Linked DNA regions of Homo sapiens: region 2 is linked to region 1. Evidence: chromatin loops called from intact Hi-C (ENCODE). Cell type or tissue: OCI-LY7. All regions are shown on one strand. Each heading gives the region's core, and the rest is flanking DNA. Links, peaks and the distances in the headings are about the cores only.

Region 1 (2,928 bases), core at 233-2,732:
CAATTATCTAGCCACTTTGGTAAATAGCTTTTTAAAAAAAACTAAACATACACTTACCATATGATCCAGGAATTGTACTTCTGGCCATTTTCTGAAAGAACTAAAAACGTATGTCCACACAAAACCTGTACATGACTGTTTGTAGCGACTATATTTGTAATAGCCAAAAACTGGAAGCACATAAAATGCCCTGTATACAGGAATGGTTAAATAAACTGCTACACCCATGCTATAGAATACTACTGATACAGTTTAGATCTGTGTCCCCGCCCAAATCTCATGTAGAATTGTAATCACCAATATTGGAGTTGGGGCCTGGTGGGAGGTGATGAGGGAGGTTTCTGATGGGTTAGCACCATTCCCCAGTGCTATCTCATGATAGAGTTCTCACCAGATCCAGTTGTTTAAAAGTGTGTGGCACCTCCCAGCTCTCTTTTCCTCCTGCTCCAGCCATGTTAGACATGCCTGCTTCCCCTTCTCCTTTGCCTATGGTTGTAAGTTTCCTGGGGCTTCCTGGAAGCAGATGCCAGCATCATGCTTCCTGTACAACCTGCAGAACCACGAGCCAATTAAACCTATTTTCTTTATAAATTACCAAGTTTCAGGTATTACTTTATAGTGATGTGAGAACAGACTAATACAACTACACAGCAATAAAAAGGAGTGAATTACTGATAGACTCAATAATTTAGATGGATCTCAAGGGCATTATGCTGTGTGAATAAAGCCAATCTCAAAAGATCACATACTGTGTGATTCCATTGTATGACATTCTTGAAATGACAACATTTCAAGTTGGAAAACAGATTAACGATTACCTAGCATTAGGGCAATTGCAGAAGTGGAGGTGGAAGGGATGGTGGAGGTATCACTCTAAAGGAGTGGCAGGAGGTAGACATTTGTGGTGATGGAATTATTCTCTATGTTGACTGTGGTAGTTGCAGGAATATATACTCATGATAAAATAACATAAACCTACACACACAGATTGTACCAATGACAAGTCACTAGCTTTGAAATGGTATGATAAGTATGGAAGATGTAACTGAAAGTAGCCAAATTGTCCCATAGAAGTGATGTTATGGTTTCTTTTGAATAAACATAGAAACTGACCCTCCCAGTCTCAAAACTTGAGAAAGTTACATTTGTCTTTTCTGATTCCGTTGTCAAGAAACCAACCATCAGGCATCCCAAATAGTACTAAGGAACTGAAACTCACCAGATCACAGCATCTAGACAATGAGACATCAGACCCCTCACTCGTCATGGTTGCCTAACCAACCACCTGCCTCCTGTTGACCAGCTCCTCTTCCTTACCCCTCTCTAATTCTCATTTTCCCACCAATAGTTACATTTCTTCCCTGCTATATAAACCCCTAATTTTAGTTGCTTGAAGAAACAGATTTGAGACTGATCTCCCATCTCCTCAGCTGCATCACCTAAATAAAGTCTTCTTCCCTGGCAATACTCATTGTCTCAGTGATTGGCTTTCTGTGCAGTGAGCAGCAGGACCTGGACCAAACCCTTGGTATTTCAGCAACATAACCATTGGGGGGAAATGGGTAAAAGGTAGGTAAAAGGTACACAGGGACTTCCTATATGATTTTTGCAACTTCCTGTGAATTTATCATTTATTTTTAAGTAAAAAAAATCCAACCAACAGAATGTTAGATAGTAGAGATATTTGTGATGTATAAGTCAACATTTTTATTCAGTATCTACTATGTGCCCTTGGCTCTTAAGGAGCTCTGACAGGGTGATACACCTAAGCTGATTGATGCAGGGATGGAGGATGCATTCAAACCACAACTTCTTTGAAGACCAGGAAGATTCTCATGGTGGGCACCATTTATGCCAGACTTGGAAGGATTTCCCAAGTAAACTTGGTTGGGTTTTAGGAGAAATGGGGATCAACATGTAAGAAGGGGCTGGGTGCGGTGGCTCATGCCTGTAATCCCAGCACTTTGGGAGGCCAAGGCAGGTGGATCACCTGAGATCAGAAGTTTGAGACCAGCCTGGCCACCATGGCGATACTCTGTCCCTAGTAAAAATTAGTCAGTTGTGGTGGCAGGCTCCTGTAGTCCCAGCTACTCGGGAGGCTGAGACAGGAGAATTGCTTGAACCCAGGAGGCAGAGGTTGCAGTAAGCCGAGATCACACCACTGCACTCCAACCTGGGCAACAGAGTGAGACTCTATCTCAAAACAAACAAACAAACAAATAAACAAACAAACAATGCATTCCAACACACGTCCAAACAAACAAACAATGCATTCCAACACATGTCCTGGAGTAGAAGATGTGGCTGGAGAGAAAAACAGGCCAGAGTGGGAAAGAATGAAAAGGTTTGGGCTGTCTCTCAGTCTTGGCTGTTCCCATTCCTATCCTTACATTCTAGCCTGCTTTTTTTTTCTTTTTTTTTTTTCTTTTTTTGAGACACAATCTTGGTCTGTTGCCCAGGCTGGAGTGCAGTGGCATGATTTGGGCTCACTGGAACCTCTGCCTCCCAGGTTCAAGCGATTCTCCTGCCTCAGCCTCCCAAGTAGCTGGGACTACGGGTGTGTGCCACTACGCCCGCTTAATTTTATTTTATTTTTTTTTTTTGAGGCAGAATCTTGTTCTGTCACCAGGCTGGAGTGCGGTGGCATGATCTCAGCTCACTGCAACCTCTGCCTCCTGGTTCAAGTGATTCTCCTGCCTCAGCCTCCCAAGTAGCTGGGACTGAAGGCACATGCCCCCAGGCCTGGCTAATTTTTTTTTTTTTTTTTTTGTATTTTTAGTAGAGATGGGGTTTCACCATGTTGGCCAGGATGGTCTCGATCTCTTGACCTTGTGATCTGCCCACCTCGGCCTCCCGAAGTGCTGGGATTATAGGCATGAACCACCGTGCCTGGCCCCTGGCTGCTTTTGAACAGATCACTTGCAATTC
Region 2 (2,928 bases), core at 237-2,736, 50 kb before region 1:
ATCCCTCTGTCTCTAGTAACAATTCTTGTCTTGAAGTCTTTTTTGTGCAGCACTGGTCTAGCCACTCCAGCTCTTTGGTGGTTACTGCTTGCATGGTGTATCTTTTCCATTATTTTACCTTTCTTTTTTTTTTTTTTTTTTTTTTTTGAGACAGAGTCTCGCTCTGTTGCCAACGCTGAAGTGCAGTGGTGCAATCTCAGCTCACTGCAACCTCCGCCTTACAGGTTCAAGCGATTCTCCTGCCTCAGCCTCCCAAGTAGCTGGTACCACAGGCACGTGCCACCACACCCAGCTAAGTTTTTGTAGTTTTAGTAGAGATGGGGTTTCACCGTTTAGCCAGGATGGTCTCGATCTCCTGACCTTGTGATCTGCCTGCTTCGGCCTGACAAAGTGCTGGGATTACAGGCGTGAGCCACTGCGCCTGGCCTATTTTACCTTTAATCTATTTGTGTTTTTGAATCTAAGATGAGTCTCCAGTAGGCCACATACCACTGATCTGGGATGACATTCTTTGGCTTTTGATTATATTGTGTAATATATTTACATAATGTTTTTATTGATATGGTTGGATTTATATCTGTCATTTTGTTTTTTATTTTGTTTCTTTTTTTGCTTGTTTGCTTGCTTGTTTCCCTATTTCTTCTTCATTGCCCCATCTACTCGGCCCACCACACTCACCCCTTTGCAGGATGGAGCATGTGAGTGAGAGAGTGCAGAACCCATGTCCAGACCATGTGTGTCACCTTGAGGGGAACATGGCAGCACCCAGGTGAGGGTGCCTGTAACCCCAAAGCCCCAGAAGGGGAGTTACAGTGTTCTTTTAGTTCCGCCATCCACAGTCCAATGGATGGTGGTGTGTTAGCACCTCAGGTGGCCTTTTGCCTCATCACATGGGGCAGCTATCCTCTGCCAGCAAGGGCCAAGGGCCAGTGTGACAACCTTTTCTGGGTACCCACACTCCATAGGTCCTGAGCTCTTGTCCAGCATCCAGGAAGAATGAGGTCATGCGACGATTGAAGGATGGTGAAGGCAGATAATTTCACTGAGCCATGACAACAGCTCTCAGCAGAGAGGGGAGCTGGAGAGGGGAATTGGAGAGGGGATGGGATGGGCAGGTTGTCTTCCCTGAAGTCAGGTTGTCTCTTCGTGAAATCAGGCCATCTCTCCCTCCACTCACTGACTCTGGGGTCTTTATAGGCACTGGATGGGGAGTGCATGCTGATTGGTTCGTGAGTATGCAAAAGGTTAAAGCAAAGCACCCCTCAAAGGTGGGCGTGACGGTGTAGAAAACCAATTAGGAAAGAGTAGGTATATGTAAAATAGGTGAAGGTTGGGGATCAATCAGAGGAAAGCACACCAAACAGGAGGACAAGCTCTCAATCCAGTCCAAGGATTTAACTTGCAGTTGGGCTTTCAGGTTTTAAACTGTCTTCTGCTTGGAGGTGGGGTTTCACTGGGGATCCGCCCCATCTGTCAAGGCATTTGGCTGCCTCCTGCTGCTATCCTTATTACACATTTTATACCTCTGTGTGTTACAAACCCAATAACATGTAATTATGATTATTTTATATCATCTGCCTTTTAAAGGAACTGAGAGAAGAAAAGAGAGCAATCATATATTTATAGAGATTGTTATATTAGCCTTTTTATTTGCAATTTCTGGTTCTCTTCATTTCTCTTGCGGTTTTGTGGTACCATCTGGTATCACTTCCTTATCCTGACACATCTTATTTCTACCTGCCTCCTTTGTGCTGTTATTGTGAAATATATTCCTTTCTGTATGTTTCAGCATAGCTATACATTAAGTATATCTACATAAAATACATATATATAATGCATTTCTACACACACACACACACACACACACACACACACAGTTAACCCTCTCTATATTGTGTGGACTTTGTATCTGTGAATTCAACCAACTGTGGATTAAAAATATTTGAAAAAAAATTGCATCTGTACTGAAGATGTACAGACTTTTTGGTTATTATTTCCTATATAGTATAATATGACAACTATTTACACAGCATTTACATTGTATTAGGTATTGCAAGTAATTTATAGATGATTTAAAGTATACAGGATGATGTGCACAGGTTATCTGCAAATACTATACCATTTTATATCAGTAACTTGAGCATCTGTGAATTTTTGCATCCCTGAGAAGTCCTGGAACAAATCTTCCATGGAAAATAAGGAATGACTGTATGTATGTATACACACATACATATGTATACTGTATGTATGTATACACACATGCACACACACACACAAAAATGCATATAATCTATATATAGATCTATATAAAATCTGTGTATAATCTATCTATATAATATGTATAATCTTACATAATTGCTATTTAAATCAGTGAAGAAGAATAAAAATGCAAGTATATGTTTTTTGTGATTATCTACATAATTACCTTTATGTGCATTCTTTTTCTTATTATGTGGATTTAAGTTACTCTCTGATGTAACTTGCTCTCAGTCTGAAGGACTTTAGTATTTCTTGTAAGGCAAATCTGCTAACAACAAATTCTCTCAGTTTTTGTTTATCCAAGAATATTGTTATTTCACCTTCATTTTTGAAAGACTGTTTTGCTGGATATAGGAATCTTGGTTAGTGTGTGTGTGTGTGTGTGTGTGTGTGTGTGTATAATTTTCAGCACTTCGAATATGTTGTCCCACTGCTTTCTTGTCTTTAGTGTTCAGATAAGAAGTCAGCTGCCAGTCTTATTGTGGTTTCTTTGTACATGTTTATTTTTCTCTTGTTGCTTTCACAATTTTCTTTGCATTTCTTTTTTCAGGATGTGTCTCAATATTTTAACTATGATGTATATGGTTGTAGATTTCTTTGCATTTATTCTATTTAGAGTTCATTAAGCTTCTTGCCAGTGCAGATTAATTTTTTTAAATCAAAATTGGA

What was found. Peaks named below come from ENCODE experiments on the same cell type or tissue, not always from the same donor. Only the 100,000 strongest peaks of a DNase experiment are listed, where the experiment ranks them.
Region 2: it touches region 1 in a loop (4-fold over the local background); 1 of 110 quality-filtered maps calls a loop at or near these places.

The regions. Positions count from the first base shown.
Region 1 is chr16:26,649,962-26,652,889 of GRCh38, reverse strand. No RefSeq gene overlaps it. Among named protein-coding and RNA genes, the nearest start is that of LINC02195, 56 kb to the right of the region's middle. In OCI-LY7, for the core only: no CTCF peak of the experiment used is centred there; a DNase peak (open chromatin) is centred at 1,219; H3K4me3 peaks cover 1,852 bases; H3K27ac peaks cover 2,500 bases.
Region 2 is chr16:26,700,234-26,703,161 of GRCh38, reverse strand. No RefSeq gene overlaps it. Among named protein-coding and RNA genes, the nearest start is that of LINC02195, 110 kb to the right of the region's middle. In OCI-LY7, for the core only: no CTCF peak of the experiment used is centred there; DNase peaks (open chromatin) are centred at 1,491, 1,581 and 2,711; H3K4me3 peaks cover 1,382 bases; H3K27ac peaks cover 2,500 bases.